Linked DNA regions of Mus musculus: region 1 is linked to region 2. The links are chromatin loops, found by intact Hi-C in ENCODE. Cell type or tissue: left cerebral cortex. All regions are shown on one strand. Links, peaks and the distances in the headings refer to the core of each region. The heading gives the core; the rest is flanking DNA.

The links. A loop is a pair of places that touch in the nucleus more often than their neighbours do. Peaks named below come from ENCODE experiments on the same cell type or tissue, not always from the same donor. Only the 100,000 strongest peaks of a DNase experiment are listed, where the experiment ranks them.
Region 1: it touches region 2 in a loop (2.0-fold over the local background); 5 of 42 quality-filtered maps call a loop at or near these places.

What each region holds. Positions count from the first base shown.
Region 1 is chr1:37,608,654-37,618,456 of GRCm38, forward strand. It overlaps Cracdl (capping protein inhibiting regulator of actin like), which reads right to left. Exons shown (of 10, transcript NM_028096.1): 8 at 5,828-6,015; 9 at 4,684-4,828; 10 at 3,023-3,743. The coding sequence ends at 3,604. 4930556I23Rik (a long non-coding RNA gene) reads left to right here and starts at 5,854. Exons shown (of 2, transcript XR_373329.1): 1 at 5,854-5,914; 2 at 6,246-6,720. In left cerebral cortex, for the core only: a CTCF peak has its summit at 8,909; DNase peaks (open chromatin) are centred at 4,315, 5,629 and 6,443; H3K27ac peaks cover 1,651 bases.
Region 2 is chr1:37,535,778-37,545,580 of GRCm38, forward strand. Mgat4a (mannoside acetylglucosaminyltransferase 4, isoenzyme A) reads right to left here and starts at 5,239. Exons shown (of 16, transcript NM_173870.3): 1 at 5,188-5,239; 2 at 262-627. The coding sequence starts at 355. In left cerebral cortex, for the core only: a CTCF peak has its summit at 3,100 (motif pointing left); DNase peaks (open chromatin) are centred at 2,330, 4,519 and 5,392; H3K4me3 peaks cover 2,397 bases; H3K27ac peaks cover 1,428 bases.

The sequences.
Region 1 (9,803 bases), core at 1,200-9,199, 73 kb after region 2:
CTGTAGATCAGGCTGGCCTCGAACTCAGAAATCTGCCTGTCTCTGCCTCCCAAGTGCTGGGACTAAAGGTGTGTGCCCCCACTGCCTGGCTCCAAAGACAATTTGGATACATCTGCTCTTTCCAGACCTCTAGAATCAGGGCACCTTTTTAGATCAGTCCCAAGAGCCCCCTCTTCCTCTTTCAGACCTGAATTTCTGTCCTGTTTCAAACTGAGACCTCCCAAATCTGTGGACATGGGTATCTATTTACTGGCTCCACAGGTGCTCACACTGGAAGATGCCCTCTTTTCTGTGGGTTTCCCTCTCAGGCCCCATTTCTGTAAATGCTTTCTGTATGGACCAAGAACTCCAGCCAAAGGCCTTCCATTCTTTGCTTCTCACGCCACATCAAACGCACCCACTTAGGCCATGACTCTAGCCAGGATCAGCCATTTGATTAGATGACCTCATCAGCCACCCCCTACCCCAACCTCAAGAACTCATTCAGCCACAGCCAGTCTCTGGCTTAGGCTCTGTTGTCCCAACAAGCCCCTTTCCTTGATTTTTGCATACTTAATGTCTATTCATTGTGTCCCTTTCCTATGAAAAAGTGGGCACACTACAAAGATAGAGTTTTCATGGGGTTGGGCCCCATCGTAGAGATGCTTCTAGGGAACTCCCACACAAGTTAGAAACATGCCAAATTATTCAAGTACATGTGCACTGAAAATTTAAAAGTGCCAAATTAAAGCAGCAGCAACAACAACAAAAAGCCAGCACATTCTCTTATCCTTTAAAGGAACTCAAAGACAGAGGTGGTCACCAAGGAGAAAGCGTGGTGTACACATTTGTTCCTAAGACCCACGAGTTCACAAGGTCATGCTCAGTGTGCTCCCATGATGTCTCTGAGGGCAAGGTTCACTCCTGTACTGACTGAGATTTAAAAGCAGGAATGCTAGGGTTGGGGGTTCAGCTCCGTGGTATGATGGTTGCCTAGAGGCACAAGGGTTTAGGTCTCAGCTCTGAAAAACAAAACCAGGGGTGTCAATTGTGATGGTTTGTATATGCTTGGCCCAGGGAGTGGCACTATTTGGGGGTGTGGCCTTGGAGTAGGTGTGGTCTTGTTGGAGTAGGTGTGTCACTGTGGGTGTGGGCTTTAAGACTCTTCCTAACTGCCTGGAAGCCAGTCTTCTACCAGCCTACAGATGAAGATGAAGAACTCTCAGCTCCTCCAGCCCCTCCAGCCCCATGTCTTCATGGATACTGCCATGTTCCCACCTTGATGATAATGGACTGAACCTCTGAACCTGTAAGCCAGCCCCAATTAAATGTTGTCCTAATAAGAGTTGCCTTGGTTGTGGTGTCTGCTCACCAGTAAAACCCTAACTAAGATATCAATTTACAGTAGGGTTTAAAAACGTAGGCCGTCAATGGCCTTAGCTTCAACGTGCCTCAACGACTTCATCGACAAAGCAGAAATGCATACTCACCCCAAGGACGGAAGAGAGGGTTGTAACTAAAGTGGCTAATGTACTCCCAGCAATGCCCGTTCCTTCTGCTCAGGAGAACTGGGTCTGGTGACTCCTCTCACGCTTTCCCCATTGTTACCACTGTAGACTTCTACATCACCACCGAGCCTTGGCTGGCCAAGCTTGGCTGGCCTCCAGGTCTTCTATCAGAGCCTAATCTCCGTGCAGAGGGCAGAGGCTATAGGACTCCATCCTACCGAATTCTCCTATGTCCTAAAAACCTAAGCCTGCTGTGTACCACACCCTGAAACACAGAGAACAGTCAAATCAAAACTGAACCACGTCTTTTTGTTCCTGTAGTGAGGCCTCTGCCTCCAAAGCATTCCTCTGAAATGCTCTGCTGGCCAGAGAAATACAGACAAATTGATTTTTCTCTAGTTAAAACTATTCAGGCCAAAGCTTTAGAGTTCTTGCATTTATGTTCTCTAAGAGAATGTCATTAATAAATCAATTTGTCTGTGGAAAGAAACTGTCCCACACTCCTTCGGCAGAGGCAGATGCCATAAAATTGTGTAGCACTAACAGCTAGGAAAAGAATTTTCATGAGAATGGAAAAATAGACTAAAAGTGGCAACCCTTAGGACACATAAAATCAAGTTATAATAGAACAAACATATCATGAGGTCGGACTGATTTTGCGTCTAGCTGAATTAACTCCCATAGAGACTGGCTTGTGGGGAGGAACAAACGAATTGTTTTAAAGCAACTGCTAAGGAGCCATTGCACAGAACCTCTGAGATCCCAAACTTTTCTTCCAGCCCAATTTTGCCACATTCTACATTCTTGGCTGTTGTACCAGCGAGCCTGTTGTCAACAGAAATATGCAGGCTGGATGGGTGAAATGCCATAAAGTGTCAATAGTGTCCCGCTTAGATTTACTTATTGTATTTTGGCAACGTGACACAAGCCAGGGTCACCTGAGAAAATGCCTCGTTAGCCAACACATGGTCAAGTCTGTAAGGGAATTCTCTGTGAGTGAGCCCAGCTCTCTTCAGGCGGCAACATTCCTGGGCAGGTGATCCTGTGTTGTATAAGAAAGCAGGCTGAGCCTGCCACAAGGAACAAACTGGTAAGCAGCATTTCCCTGTGGCTCGTGTTTCAATCTCTGCTCCTAGTTCCAGCCTTGGCTTCCCTGAGTGGACTGTGACCTGGGTTGTGTCAGCTCAAATAAACCTTTTCTCCCAAGCCGCTTTTGGTTATGATGTTTATAAACAAACTGGAAAGCAAACTAGGATAGACGGCCCCTAAGACTTTCATATTCTTGCAATGTTATATGTAGAGCAAATGAAAAAAAAATCCTACAAATTCTTCTTTCTTCCTAAAATGAACACCAATGTTTTGTTAGAACAATAAAAACCAACCACTCCCTACCACCACCACCACCCACCCCTCGCTAATACACAACAAACTCAACTCCCAACCAAGTCAGGATTTTCACTGAGGCGTAAGGGCATTCCCTCAGCATTGGAAGATGTTCTCTAGGAGCAAAAATAATATTGACGCACAGAGCAGAAACATGTTTGAAACTTTTTATTAAACAGGCAATGCATTTTGCACAGGACACAGATGCCTAGTGGAAAAGTTTAAAAATTCTTTTTGGAAACAGTCTATGAATTGACAAACCCTGCCACGTCCCTTCCTCTCCTTCTCGGGGTGGGTGGGTTTCTTCAGGAAACTGGATTGTTAAGTGGGTAGCTGCTCTTGTAAAGGGAATCCCTGCTTTACCACAAACAATCATGCCTATTAGTAAACAAGAAAGACCACGATGGCCCACGGCAAGACGGTGGCCAGAGGCACTGGCTGATGGCAAGAGGCAGCGCAGACCTGGGACTCGTAGGCTCACGCTGACATCTCAGCACAGGAATGGCGCCCCTAAACTTCGCAACATTCTTGCCACAGCCCCTCTGGCCCGGCACTGAGGCTGTCTGCTGGTCTTCTCCGTTCCCCCTGGTTCCTCTCTCTTCTCGGAGCACATCAGAAGCCGTTGACAAAAATCAATCGTAAGTTTCACAGTCTGCTTGCCAAGATTTATTGGCAGTTTAAAACTAAGTGGCTCGTCGGTCCAGTGGACCTCCTTCCCCAGCAGCCTGCCAATCTATTTTATGATTTGGGGCATGTCGCTCCAGGCTTGAGATTTCTTTCTGGCGAGTTCCATCCAGGATGGCTGATCTGTACTGGCGTAACTGGCCCTCTTCAGCTGATGAAGTTCCTTCTCTGTGGTCGCTGCAGCCTGAGCTGCTGGGAGACAAAACAGACAAAAGCAAGAGACCCAGTGTGGGTTTTCGCTAAGCCTCTCCTATAGCTTTAAATATACGTTCCAGTCTCCACTGTGCTCCAGGACACACAATCCCTCAGTGCATAAAGGAGTGAAGACTGAAGCATCGAGTGTGGAGCACATACGATTGGAAGAGTTTCAGAGCAGGCTTAGGTGGTTCCGGAGGCAAAGTGAGTCTAGAAAGGTTCAGGGTCTAACTGCAGAACACCAGAGGTAGGCTGCACGAGGGACCGAGCATACCACCTTCACAACCACCCAATTAAGATGGCTAGTAAAGTACAAGTCTCGTGTCGTTTGACCACAATACAAAGTAAATAAAAAATTAAAAAATATTAGGTTCGGGATGTCACTCGACGGGAGAGTATGTGATTAGTGTGCAGGAGACTCCGGGCTCATCCACCATTTGAGGTGACAAATACCACCTCCCGGAGCTCAGAATTGCATTCAAAACCAGCAGAGACAGGGACCTGTGTTTTATGATTTCACATTCCCAAAAAGGGATATCTCACAGAGACACAAAGTAGGTTAGTGCTTACCTACCCCCAGGGTAGGGAATGTGACAAGTAGGTTTCCTTCCAGTGTGAGGGGGATGTTCTATTCTTAGATTGCTACCAGGGTGGTGGGACTCCGCAAATACACATAATCTCACCGTTAAATACATCCACTGAAATGCACACTGGATATGGGTGACCGTTATCTCATGTAAATTCCTTCTCAAAAAAAGGGGGGGGGGACTACATTAAAAAAACACTGCTCAACATGGCAAAATGATTCAATAACACAAACTCCAATCATAGGAAGAAATATATATATGTGTGTGTGTATGTGTAAATATATATATCTGTGTGCGCGTGCATGAGTGTGTGCCAAAGTATTTGGAAATAAAAGCCAGTCTCATACCCAAGTTCTGATGGGACAGTGAGATTCCTCTCTGTAGCCCTTCCTTGAGGTTCAGTTTTGACCCCTGCCTCTGGGTCACAGCAGGCTTTGCAGGGGTCATCAGGAAAGATTTGCTCCGGACGAAGTCACCCTGCTTCACAGACTCCTACGGAGACACAAAATGACAGGTGCTGCCCAAGGATAACAGACTCAGAGTGGGTAAATACTCCAAGTGTCTTAGCTACAAAATGTCTCTTCCAAGATGCACCCTGCTGCTGGCACTTTCTGGAAAGGGGCTCTGTGCACCGGCATCACCCACCAAAATGCCAGAGCTGACTTGTGCCAGCCTCCTGCAGCCCACGTGTGCATGGTGGCTCCTTGCTTGCCTGGACAGCCCAGTCTCAGCCCCAGATGGTATAGAGCGAGGACTCTATGTGAAAGCCGTAGGGAATGGTTTTATGATACACACTATATGGCAGCAGCTGAAATGGGCTAACATTTCGCACTGTAATTTCCCCTCCTCAATGCTACATACAGGTCTTCAGCTGTGTAGACACAACTGAGGATTGCATTAGCAGGAAGGGAAGCAGGTCCTATTGCAGCGCAGGCTCCCTTTCCTAGACAGCAGAACCCCATTTATTGTACTGGTTAGCAGAGGGTGCATCAGCACAGTTGTTGGGGTTGGTGAGAGCTGTTTTCAGTTGAATACAACATGCAACTCCAGGTTTTGGCTGTGCAGCCCCAGGTGAGGGAAAAGGGAAGCCAGCAGGCAGCAGCCAGAGCAGGCTTCATTTATCATCACACAAGGGGCTGAGGTGGAGCTGGTGACCATATTAGCGTGTGTCTGAAGGGAGCCGTTGTTTTAACTGTCTTCAATTTTTTTCCAGAGGCTGAGCTGCGTTGCCTAGGAGGCCAGAGCAGCCTCGGGCGCCACTGCATTTCTACCAGCCCACACAGGCAAAGAGGCAGCTAGCTCCATCACGGGGTCCACAAGCTGACGTACTGCCTTTGCGCATGTCAGCCATCACGGTAGGCACGGCATCTCTGTGATGTTCATGCAGGACCTCTGTGAGCACAGCGGTACCTGCTCCCACCACACCCTCACAAGATCGCTGCCCTCCTCACCCCACCCCCACCCCGAACGCCACAGAAAAAGAGTGGTAACCTGGGCTCTCTCGGCCACCTTGGCTTGCTTCCCAGTTTCTGTCTTTAGGATCCTCGACCCAGGTTTCTCTTCCTGGTTGACGGGCAGGTCTGGGGCTCCTCTTCTCTTCTGCCGGGCCATGGTGATCCAGGGTGGGGTGGGTTGCCCATCAGCCCCAGGACCTGTAGCCGCAGGAGGCTGACCCTTTTCTGTGATAAAGGCCAAGAAGGAGCAATGTTAGGCAGATAGTCCCACTCTCCCCTTCAGTCCCACCCACAGCTTCTCTCCCATACAAGGTGTGTTATATTGCTTTGCTTGGTTCAGGGGGCTGAGGAGTGGTAGGATTGAGGAGTAGAGTCTCAGAGAGACCCCCACTTCCCATTCCCCCCTGAGCCAAAGCCTCTCTTCAGCAAACTTCATTTTTTTTTTTCTTCTATAGATGTCTCAAATAGATTACCTCCTCTGGTCTGAGCCGCCAAAACCACAAGATGCAGCTGCCACCCCAACCTGTGCACTTTGGAGCTAATTTCTACCAGGGCCTTCTCTCTGGGAGGAGCTGGAATGTATGCACAGATAGGATGCCTTTGATAAGAGTCTACATTTGGGACCAGCCACCCGCCCCCACTCCGGATTTACTTGACGCGCTAAAAACATTCCCTTTGTGGGACGTGATGCCATTTCTACAACCATCTGTCTTCACCTGACACAGGAAGTTGGGGCCTGCATGGTTAACACCGGCTGTTTTTCTTCTCCTGCTCTACATTCTTTTAAAGGGCCCTCTTTGCCCTCTCCTGCCATTTCTTCACTTAGTGACCAGGAGCTCCCGCAGAACTCTTCCTGTGTCTCACCCTCACTCCCATCCCTATCCCAGAGGCAGCTACTCTCTTCGAAACAGACGGAACATTTTCTCAGGGTTTGAACTTTATTTTCTTGGCTAACAACATATTCCTCGAACAGTTCTGATAAGATTAAATTCACAACCCGAGGAACTTGCCATTCCAGTTTGAAATCAGAGCAGAGAAGTAGCTTGTTGAAGGCCAGGCCAGCCTCTCTCACCTCCTCAAAGCTCAGTGCTGGGTACTGAGCACTCTGTCACCTCTTAGCCCAAAGGCACAAGACATAGTTCTGGTAAATTCTTTATAACCTGCACTTGGATAATTTCATCTGAGCCAAAAGATACATTTTTAAAATGAGCATAAAGAGGGCTGGGGGGCCCAGGGAGGAGGGCTGGGGGGCCCAGGGAGGAGGGCTGGGGGGCCCAGGGAGGAGTGCCGGCTGCTCTGCCTGAGCACCTGAGGTTGAGTCCCAGCATCCACATGTGGCTCACAACCATCTGTAACTCTGGTTCCTCGGGTCACGCTGCCTTCTTTGGCATCGGTAGGTAGACACACGGTGCACAAACACTTGTACACGTAGAGTTAAAAACATTCAAACGAGCAGAAAAGTTATATGAGACTGCCTCTAAGGTGGTTTGGCAAGAAGGGACCCCCAGGGGAGGGTGGGGCTCTGGGGACTGCTCAAGTGGCAATGTTTCCAACTGCACTGATGTATGCCCATGTACCTACGTTCACATGCTGACCCTGGGAGTGGGTGAACCCTGCAACTGCACTAGGCTGTGCCAGGAGGTGACCTACAGGCAACTTCATGGAGCACTGGCCTGAGCAAGTGACCAAGACCTCTTAGCAGCCATTTCTTTCCTGTTTGGTTCCTGTATTTCCCCACACTTGGACACATCTCACAATATCAAGCCTCAGAGATGTTGCACCTCTGTCCCAAGTAAAGTATGGGCAGAGTCGGGTGACAGTCATTCTGCTCTGTGACACAGGCCTGAGTGGTTTCTGTGACTTGCACCCTTATCCTCTGCCACACTGGAACCCACGGCTCTGCGTCTGTGCTCCATCTGGGCTAGGGAGGGCTAGGGCTAGAGAGAGGAATGAAGACGGGCAGTGGGCAGTCTATGGCGGCCTTGAGGGGGCGGGCAAACAGGTTGTCAGTGACCCCTTAAAGCATTAACTCTCAGGGCCAAGGTTGAAACATAAAATCTCTTCTGCGATTAGATCTGCTCAAAAGGTCAGCTCTAGGGCACGGCAGATGTGGCAAATAAAGCCACTCCTTTGTTTATATTCCGGCCTCAATAGACAGACCTGAGTCTCCTGGGGATCTGGTTTAAAGATTTCTGACATCTCAGCCCCTCCTCCGGAATAATAAGGGCTTTAGGTTGTCAAGTGTACCCAGGTCTGCAGCCAACACCTGCAGAGCTCGACAAGTCTCTCACTGAACAGCAGACACCACGTGTTGGAATGTATGAGATCCCTTTGCTGAGAGTTTGAGAAAAAGCTGGCTCCCCACACCTGCCTGGGAAGGGAGCAATCTAATCTGCCTTAGAACAAACCCAGACTAACACTTCCAGATGGCAAGGGCCTCAGGTGTGGGGAGCTGGAGAGCCACACAGCTGGGCCCTAACAACCCCATTGCACAGGCAAGTGACTTCTGATCAGAAGAAACTATCACTTTGTTAGTTACTGAGAGGAGTCCATCAAAGGAACAAAACCCCTCCCTCCTCAGTAGCGTAGTCTCTTCCCTCAAGCTCTATTTGGGAAAATACTGTAAAGCACTGATCTTCAACACAGCCTGTCCTGGGGCTGGGTTTCAGGCCTCAGGCTAGCCGTGTGCTCCTGGGCAGACCCCGTGTAAATGCAGGTGTAAAAATCCCAGAAGACAACCTGCTATCTATGCCAGATGTTTGTAAAGATTCAGTGACGTCATCCTCCTCCAAGCCCCAGCACAGTGCCTGGCACCTGCCAGCTGTTCTCCATTACGATATGTGTAGAAGACCACTGGCTGGGCCTCAGCTGCTCCCACTGCTACTCTGTCTGTCATTGCTGGTAACAACGTAAGGCAACCATTTTGCTGATTTCTGTTTTCTAATCTCTTTCAAAAGATGGGGAAACTAATGCAGTGGGCTTATGGACTTAGCTTGTGGACTTATGTGACTTAGCTATCTGTATTTAGAAGACACCACTCCCCCCAAGTCCTAACCACTCACCCGATCCTGGGATGCTCCACCTACAGGTGGCAAACACTTTCTATCACTCGGAGTCACCCCCTTTGCTTGGTTTTGGTGCCTACTAAAATTCAAATGTAAGGCACTGGTTTTTGTTTGCTTGCTTGTTTTGTTTTGTTTTTCCAGAAAGAATCCTAGAAGTGACCCACTGAGAGTGAAGCACAAATGATAAGCCACACCCTGCATGACACCTCTCAGAAGGCTGAGCCCGGAAGATTAGAGCTGTCAAGAACACAGTTGTGGTTGGGAAGCAAGGAGCTGGAGGATGTGAACTTAGGGACTCTCGCTCTTGGGCTGAGATATTAAAGCAGATGTTCTGGTCTAAGCAAGCTTGGAACAGGGCAGCATACTGCTGTGCTTCTTGAAGCAACTGTGTGCACGAGTATGTATGTGTGTGTGTGTATGTGTGCGTGAGCGTGCTCACGCCTGTGTGTGAGCATGTCTGTGTATGAATGTGCTTGTGCATTCATGCATGCATGTATGTGTGTAGGTATGTGTGTTTGCACATTCATGTGTGTGCTTGCACATCCACGTGTATGTACACTTTCATGTGCATATTCATGTGTGTGCTTGTATGTGTGCATGAGTACATACACAAGTTTATGTGCGTGTATGCATGTGAAGGCCAGGGATTGTCACCAAGCAAATCTCTATGCACCCTTATTTTTGAGATTGGGACACTCACCTAACCTAGAGCTCAATAATACAGCTAGACTGGCTGGCCAGTAAGCCCCAGAGGGCCTCCTTTCTGTCCCCCACCCCCAGTGCTGGGATAATAAGAAACTGGGTGCTGGGCTCAAGTCAACTCAAGTCCTCACACTTGTGTGGCAAATGCTTTAACTGGAGCCATCCCTGCAGCCCCTGAACCGCCATTGTAAAAATGTATATCCACAGCTCATTTCCAGGAATTAAAACCTCCTCCGGGGAAGAAAA
Region 2 (9,803 bases), core at 1,067-9,066:
TGACTTGTAAAAAAAAGCCTTTGTTACACAATGTGGCTTTCCAAAGTGTGATCATAAGATACTGAAAACAAACGGGCAGGAGTCAGAAGTCTGTATCAGTCTGTCCAAGAAAACTGTTTCATTTTTGTATCAAAAAAAGCCACCAGAACAAAGACAGAGGCGTGAGCTGCAGGCATGCAGGCTCAACCTATTTCCACTCGGCTCACCTCTGTGGCATGGTGTACTCTGTCACCCACAGTGGTTCAGAGACCTCCTCCTTACCTTTCCCATTTTGCCACGTGGTATACCAGGATAGGGTAAGGAAGGACGTGACAAATACCAGCGCAGTGGCCACAGTTCCATTTCGGAGCCTCATCTCATTTCACCATCACACTGGTTAGCAAGTTGGCGATGACAAGCAAGACCGGTCTCTCTCCAGCCTCAAATCAACAGAATCCAGAACGCCTTGGTCCCGGGCCAAAAAAAAAAAAAAAAAAAAAAAAGCAATTGATGAATTGATGATTGAGGTTCACTTCAGATGCTGGGCAGAAGGCGTCAGGCAGCAAAGCAACAGTGGGTATTGCTATTCCAGATTGTCTTCGCAGTTTTCAGAGGCTGGGGGCTAAGGGATGCTTCTTTTTCTTCTTCCTGTCAGGGAAAGAAACGAAAGGAAAACTCACTAAATAATACAAACCAGAGGTTTCTCCATTTATTATTCAGTGTCAAAGGCAGACTCTTGTCAAGCCTAAACTGTACTTATGAAGACCACCCCCATATTAAAATGATTCATTTCTTATAGCAGAATTATAAGGGTCTTTTTCCTCAAAAAAAAAAAAAAAAAAAAAAAAAAGCTTCAAACTGTATTCCTTCCTTCCTGGCTGGTTCTGTCTATGGAAAACATAAAAATTTATGGTTGCTCATTTAAAGGGAGAAGTTGTGGGGCTCACAGATTCCCAAAGGGATCCCTAACAACTGAGCCTTAAGTTTCATCCCCCTCTCCCCGAGTTATTATTCCGCTGCATAAGAGCAAGCAATGGTTAAGAAAATAAATAAAAATAAGGGAATGTACAACTGCAATAGTTTGAAGAGTCTGCTGCCCAGTGCTGACTTATGGCATTACTGAAATGCCCTGACGTGCCTCTTTTCTTCCATGCCTCCAAATTTCATCTATGAAATAAGAAAGCGACGGACTCTGGTATCCCACATACCACAAAATCCTTACAATTATCAATATCCTCATCTTGAGTTTTAGAGAGACAGCTGGAAATATTTACACGTTCAGAAGAGGCAGTGATCTAGCCCACTCTCTCTCGGCCACAGCCTACCCCATTGGGTTATGATGCTCAAGAAATGAGGAGGACCGCGCTCGCTGTTCAGCTAACTAAAATTCTTTAGAACTGGAAAGGCATGAGGTTGCTAAGTAGAATGCCCAGCACAAGATAGGCCTTCAATAAATACCAACTGTATCAAAGAGAAAAATAAGCCAACAGATGAGCCAGCCCCTGCGTGGTCCACGCTAGACATAACTGGTCTCACCCCCTAGGGGCTTGTCAGGCAAGCGTTGATTTCTAGTGGCACCAAGGGGTAGCACCACTTCCTGTGATGCTACAGTAAATGAGCCTCTAGTGGGGTGAGTTACTGTACCTCCAAAAACAATTATCAGGCCCAAGAGACACATCTCTCAGTGGAAGGGCACGCCTGATTAAAGCAGCCATTTGCAGGCAATTCACAAACTACAACCTCAGCTATTTCTAGCACTGTGAATCACTGGGAATCTCCACTAGCCAAGGAAGACCACACAGGGACAAATGACAGTGTGATGGTGAGGATGGTTACTATACTTCACTGGCTTTTTTCCTTTATTCTGGGCAGTAACAAGACTTAAACCTTCACTAAGTCCTTACAGGGCAAGCGTTACAACCCCTATTTTATACACAAGGAGGTAAACCCAATGAGAAACCTCAGTTTCAGTAACTTCTAGGTTTAAGTTCTGTTTCTGTTTGTCTGCTTTTTGAGACATGGTTTCCCTGTGTTGCTCTGGCTGGCCTAGAACTGTCTACCGTCTACCCTCGAACTCACAGAGATCTGTCTGCCTCTGCCACTGCCTCTGCCTCTGCCTCCCAAAGTGCTCAGATTAAAGGTGTGTGTCACCATGGCCTGGCAGAATTCTTATCTGCTGCCTTTTGTCCCTCAGATTGACCGCTTACACCACAGCAGGACGGAGTTGCTGCAGGAGACAGTCGCAGCTCAGATGAGACTAGAGAGCCTTTCTGAGTGTTAACTTGGCTCGACAGAAAACATAAATTTTCCAAATGTATTACATTTTAAAAAATGTTTTCTGTTCTGCAGTAGGCACAAGCCTGTTATGGTATAAAAACTACAGAATGAACAGAAAATTTCACAGTCCAAATGTGCAACTCTGAACAAATTTCCCACTTCCTGCAGCCTTTGGCTAATCCCTCCCTCCTGAGTCCCCAACAAAGCCTGCCTGTTAGTTTCTCTGGCCAGGAGCTCTCATTTCCATGTAAAATTCTAGAAGCACTACATTCCACTGCACGGCCTGTGACTACCTGAGCACCTGGTATTCCAAAGAGGTTCTCCAAGTTGCTAAGACCTAATTTATTCACCTCCCATGGCTAACTTTATCCCAACTATGCCCATGCTGACCACCTACAACCAAAGGTCCTCACTGGGAAAACAAAATCCAATGATTTTAAATTCCACCAAGTACCTAATCTATTAGCTCAATAAAACACTCAATGATGACTTCTGACTCTAAGAACAGGGGCACTACCTCAGTAAACTGTGACTTGGAATTTTAAGCCTGGTATGACATTATACAAACACACTTTTCACTTTCTGTCTATATATAGTCATATTTTGCTTCAGGGAGGATTTTGTTGGGGAAGGGCAGGTAGAGCTGATTATTAGAATAAATATCTAGCTGACATAAATCAGGAAGTAGAGATATGCAGAATCATTCTAAAATGATAATTTAAAAGGTTTTATTAATGGGGCTGGAGAGATTGCTCAGCAGTTAAGAGCACTGTCTGCTCTTCCAGAAGGCCTGAGTTCAATTCCCAGCAACCACATGGCGGCTCACAACCATCTGTAATGAGATCTGATGCCCTCTTCTGGCCTGTAGGGATACATGCAAGCAGAGTGCTATATACATAATAAATATATAAATCTTTAAAAAAAAAAGTTTTTATTAAGCTAAGTGGTGGTGGCCCATGCCATTAATGCAAGCACTTGGGAGGCAAAGACAGACAGATATCTATGAGTTCGAGGCCAGTCTGGTCTACAGAGCAAGTTCCAGGACAGCCAAGGCTACACAGAGAAATCCTGTTTCAAGAAACAACAACAAAGAGAGAGAGAGAGAGAGAGAGAGAGAGAGAGAGAGAGAGAGAGAGAGAAGTTGTTTTATTACATACAAATGAAGCCTATATAAAAGTATAAATGCTATAGATTAGCCATCCATAATACCCCAGAAGCATATGGAGTATTAAATACTGGGCCTAAGAAGTTAGCAAACCCCATTTTAGGGAAGATACGGTTAGGGAATTCTACTAATAAGTTCTGACATCTCAAAAGGAGGAGGAGTGTTACACTCCACCGGAATGCAGCTATTCATTTTACACCAGGGTTTTCCAAACTAAGCTTCATCGTGAAGCACACGTGAATGAAATCTCCAGAGAGGAGGAAACAGAACACACCTCGTACCCTTAAACCACCCCAGGCAGCTTGAGGCTGGCTCGTTAGACACAGGTGACCTACATTTGTGTCCGAGGCCACATATGTGAATACTTATCTACCGCCCTTACCTTAAGACTGTCCTGGCTATATTAATTGATAACAACCAAGTCTTTGAACAAAAAAATGACTACGTAACTAGCCATTCCTCCATCCTCCAAAAGAGGCTTCAACTCTAAACCGCAGAATGAGGAATATGTTTTGTTAATAGATTTAACAATCTTGCATCTGGGTTTGTTTTTTTTTTTTAATTAAGTTTTTAAAGTGTTCTCTGAAATATCCCATATGTTCCACGGCTAAGAACACTTTGGTTAACATTTGGTAGAGTCCTTCATCAGCATCCCACAGACAAAACAGAGGTGCCTGAAAGAACAAGAGGCACGATTCATGACACCCCGGATCAATGAACACCATGACGTAAGCCTGCACAACTTTATAAACCGCAATTATGAAAAACTCATGCCCTTTCCACTTAGAGAACATAAATATTTCTTTTATACAGCTTACATAATTTCATTGTCTAGTATGTGTTATGATTTACACTCAGGGGTTAATGGAACCTATGTCACCATAACCTGTTAGTAAAACTATTCTTTAAGCATTTGGAAGAGAAAGGAGCCTGAACCACAGAGCGCGTGTTACATGATTCTAAATTTAGATTTTTACATTCAAGTGAATAACCATGTCATTCTTTTATCTTTTACTAAATAATTTGTCGGCAGCAAAAAGCACAACAGCAAAATAGATGGCAGGCTCGAAGAAGATAACATACCATCTACAGCTATTTCCGAATTCTAAATGTAAGCCGTGAACCCGCTCCTGAGATCACAACGCTTAGAGAAATAAAAGCGGGCGCGGGAAGCGTACCACTGCCACCACTTAACGCCAAGCCTTCCAGACATCACCTGTCACACCTGGAGGGGTCCGAGACCCCACCTGAGGTCGGGGAGGGGATCCCACTCGCCGCTTCCATGGGATGGAGGAAACCCAGGCCTGGGAGGAATCCGGGCTCGCTCCCCCCGTACCTCCCGGAACATCTTAGTTCCCCGCAGGCAAGCGGCCCCCGCCCTACCTGCCCCGCGGCGGCGCCACCTCCAGCCCCCCAGCCCCCCAGCCCTCCAACCCTCCAGCCTTCCAACCCTCCAGTCGCGGGATCCTGCCCGCAACTCTTGGTCTCGGTGCACGCGCACACAGCACTGCACTTTCCCGGTGCTCCGGGACCGCCCGAGGCTCCAGGCCAACCACCGGGAAGGAGCGCAGCACCGAGGGGCTGCGGCTGCGGCGAGGCGCGGAGGGCGGCCGGCCCGCGCCCCGCTCCCGGTTCCGAGGCCCGGTGCGCGCGCGATCGGACGGCGGCCTCGGGACGCCCCGCCTCAGCCACCAGCAGGTGGGTGTTCCGCGGACCCCGCCGTACTCCTCCTGGCCGCCCCCTGCCCGGCGCCCCGCGCTCCTCACCTGCCGCGGGCCAGGGCGCTTCTGCCGCGGCCGCCGGCGTCGCTGCTGGAGCCGCCTCCGCCGCCGCGGGCCGCGCGCCCCGCCCTCGCCAGGGACAGCCCCTGCCCAGCCCCCGCCCCAGTTCCCGCCAGCCATTGGCCGCCACTTCCCTAAGCGCCCCGCCGCCGCTGCCAGTGGCCGGCCAGCCTGTCACTCAACGGCGCAATAGAGCAGCCTATATATTTCTCCCCAGCCCCTTTTTGCATCGGTGTTGCGGCCGGGGCTGGAGCGCAGCCGCCACATCTGGCTTGTACCCTCCGGCCTGAGCGCATGCAACCTCGGGAGGCAACAAAGGCCCCAGTGAGCCCACGGAATACAACCTGGTCACCATGGCCTTTCCTCCTAGCTCTGGGTCCCATCTTCTGGCGGTCCAGGCGCGGTGACAGGTCCTGGCTCTAATCCAACCATAGCTTCCAAGGCCCGCTGTTCCAAGCATTACACTGCCAGCATCAGTGAGGAGCATCGTTATCCTCCAGCTTCCAGGAGGAGGCAGAGACGCAGGGAGGACCATTTGGAGCAACTAGAAGCAACAAATATGACTAGGGTTTAAAGGCACACCACTCAGTGCTAATGTCCCCGATTTTTCTACTATGCAGTGTTAGTCTTCCCTTCTCTCTTGAGCACGTGTCAGATGACCATTTCTTAAAGTTTAAAACTGGTTTCAGATCGAAATGGATGGACATCTATAGAAAACGTGAGTGGCCTGCCCCTGTGCACGTTATCTGTTAGCTATCAAGCCTGGCATATATTAAGATCTTTAATTGCTTCTTACCATAATCCCGGCAAATCTTTAATTGCTTATCATATATGTTAATCCCCATTTCTCACAGATGAGCTTAAAAGGTTAAAGAGTTTACCTGTGGTTACAGAGCTAATAAGATAAGAGATGTGTCTGTCCTCCCTGTTACCATAATCCTCCCAACAACACTGCAAAGACATACAAGAAATCAAAAAACTAGGAAACAGCCTTGTTCCTGGCAAACACCAAGGCAATAAATATCTGGATCAGAAGACGACAGTAATTCAAAAATAGAAAACTCTAGTATACAACATCGGAATGAGGGGTTTTTGTTTTTGGGGGGGACGTTTTTTTTTTGTCTCAAAATTAAGTGTTTAATAATTAGCTATTATATTTATAGGTTTCTCAGCTCTCCTGTGGTGAGATTTCTCTCCGTTGTTCCTAAGCTGTTTTCAAAATCCCAAAAGAGGCTCACAGTCTTCTTCCCCCAGCTCTGCACCAGCCGGGGTATGGGAGAAGCATGATAAACCCAGTGGCAGCTTTGCTTTCTACTTTGGGGGGAAATAGAGCTAAATTCCCTGTATAACTGTGCCTAAAACATTGACAGTTAGCAACCCAGCACTAGACTTCAAGATGGACACAAGCACTATAGATGGAACCCCTACCAGACACAGCGTCTGAAACACGGTTGGGGTGAATTGCTAATTCTCCTGTCAGCATAGACACACCAGGCCTTGCTACCTTTCTACTGTTCTGAGTGTCAGATCAGTTCACAGCTTCAAGCAGAGGAAGAAAATACTCGACAGGAGAGAAACAGCCCTTGAGCTATGTTAGGGTCAGCTAAAAGACTGAGCAACACAGACAGTCATTTTTCCGATATCCCAATGTTATACAGAGAGAAACTAGAGAATTTCATGGATACAAATAGTTATTTAGGCAACTAACCGCGATTAAACCCAATTCTCCTTAATTCAGAGACTTCTGCTTCTCTGTTTCCATTTTCACCTTTAGCAACCCACCAGCTATCGGATGACTGAATGAATCTTAAAAAGACCTATTTCCGCTTTCTCTATTTTTTCCCCCCTGGTAAAGGAAGGGAATGAGAGTGTTCACAGACATTTTCTAAGCAAAGATCAAGGTCAGATGAGAGGAGAAAAAGGAAAAGATACGATGTGGGTACGGACTGGAGTGGTACCTTCAGGAAGAGTACATATTCAGACTCTGTAAACAGGGAAACATCAGAAGTTAAAAGAAGCAATAGACATCCATGAATTGAAGACCTTTTATAATATCTTCTGTGCATTTATTCAGTGTGGGGTCACAAGCATGCCAAGGCACTCACACAGAGGGCAGGGGGCAACTTGTGGGAGTTTGTGCTGTAGAGAACTAGGGATTAAACTCAGGTGGTCAGGCTCCACAGCAGGAGCCTTTAAAGGCTGAGCCATTAAAAACACAAAGAGGTAGAGGGATGCCTTTTTCATTCTTCATTGCCCTTCATCTGGCAGAAGGACAGTTTTTCTAAGAAACTTTAGTCCCTGCCATGATTAAACTTGTCTCTATTCACATTGTTGAGAAGAAGCTGTGGCATTCAGTTGGTTGAGCTAAGAAACTGTGATGGTTTGAAATATGCCTGCTCAGTGTGAGTTAGAGTCCGTGATTCCTCTCAATCTTGTTGACATTCACAACCTTGAATTTTCCAACTATGTCCAAGGCTATCTGCTTAACTACACTTTAATAGCCACTCATGAATGATGTAAGTTTGATTATTAGTGCATGAGAGGAGACACAGCGGAAAACAACTGCCCATCCTGTGTTTCATTTCTTAGAAAATGATTAACTGGGAGTTTGAGTATAAAAGATTGCTTTAGTTGCTGGGCATGGTGGCCCATATCTATAATCTGAGCACTCAGGACACTGGGGCAGGAGGATTACAAGTTATAGACAGGCCAGTCTCAGGGCAAGTTTGAGACCAGTTTGACCTAAGAGATTCTCTCAAAACAAAACAAAATATCTATTATCATGATCAGTTTAATTAGCAATCAAAGTCAGTTAGTCCAAATCCTGAGTCTGATCAAATCCTGTTTTGTTTTTGTTGTTGTTTTTCAATCTCTCCTCTTGCTTTTTCACGGTGTTTTTAATTCCATGGCTTCTCTTTTTACCTTTACACTGTCAGTAAAACCAGAGCTGAGAAGTTCAGCCTGTAATGTCACCACCATTCTGTAGCCCAGAGGTTCTCAACCTTCCTCGCACTGTGACCCTTTAATGCAGTTCCTCTTGTTGTGATGACTCCGGACTAGAAAATTATTTCAGTCACTATTTCATAACTATAATTTTGCTACTATTAAGAATCATGATGTAAATAGCTGTGTTTTCTGATGGGTGACTCCTGTGAAAGAGTGAATCAACCCCAGAGAGACCACAACCCACAGGTTGAAAACTGCTGCTGTAGCTGTCCCTAACACAGCTGTTGAGCCATGGCTGTTCTATATACAAACATTCACTCTTCCATGAGCCCCCCCCCCGCCCCCGCCCCCACCCCAAAAGGTCTATGATTACAGAGGCAGCTGGTGCCTCCCCATGGAGTCTCACAGACTAGTGAGAGACTTTGGTAAGTAATTAAACCACGGGAGCTGGGCAGTGATAGTCGGAGGCCATCAATCAGATTCTCGGGCAGGGACGGCTTCCTGGAAGTGACATTCAAGCTAAAAGCAGACTACACACAGGAAACAAATCTTTTTCTTTTATCTCTTTGATGGTGTTTGGTGGTGAGGCCTCTCATGCATTAATCAGTTTCCAAGAAATCAAGCCCAAGATTGCCAGGTTTGGGACCTGTCCTTCCCTGTGTTAGCAATCAGACTTGTATGGTTCGTACTCGGTTACAAACGTAATCCTGGTGTCCTGGGTTGGACCTGTGTTCAGTATGAGGGCTCCAAGAGGCGGATCACATCTGGAGATTCTCCTTGGCTCTTTCACATGTGTATGCAGAGAATCCCTGGTTTTACCTGGGAGACCCCGAGATGCTGCTTTTAACTACAGCTAGGACACTCCTCCTCCGGTGGTGAGCTATAGCTCTATACGGTGTCATAGAACTGAATATTGGGGTTGTGAAAACTCTGGTAACAGAGGTTCTAAACACATGAAGAACAAATGTTAATTCAAAATGAAACACGAGATGAATCGAAAGTGTTTGTTTGTGATGGCACCTGCCCACGTTACATGCGTTACACACACCACACACATCACACATGTTACATATACTACATGCATCACACACATGACATGCACTGCACATGTCACACACACTGCAGCCTTGTTCCTGAACACACAACATCTGCACTTTGCACTTGATGTGCCATCGCTCATACAATGCCTAGAACACTTTAACGCCAGCACAAAACTACTGTATGCTATGCCTTCCGATGTATACTCTGGAGAATGTAGACATGGGACACATTCTAAGGTGTCTGCTCTTATAGAACCATGATGCTTTCATTATTGACAACAATAGCATTTAATATTTACCTACTGCTGTTACTCAGCATGTAAACATTAAATTAGCATGTCTTTCATTTATATTAGGTTCAAATGTTTGATTTTAAAACTTGCTACTTGAGTCAGCCATGACTCAGCCTCCATTCTACTCACCCCAGACTTCTTTGAGGCGGAGGCAGGCAGACATCTTTGAGGCGGAGGCAGGCAGACATCCTTGAGTGCCAGGCCAATCCAGTCTCAAAGCAACAACAAAAACAAAAATTTGCTACACGAGTTGCTGACTTGAATTTCACTGAAAACAAAATCATCAAATGAATTTTGGCTGGGGATTAAGGCAGAATTTCCA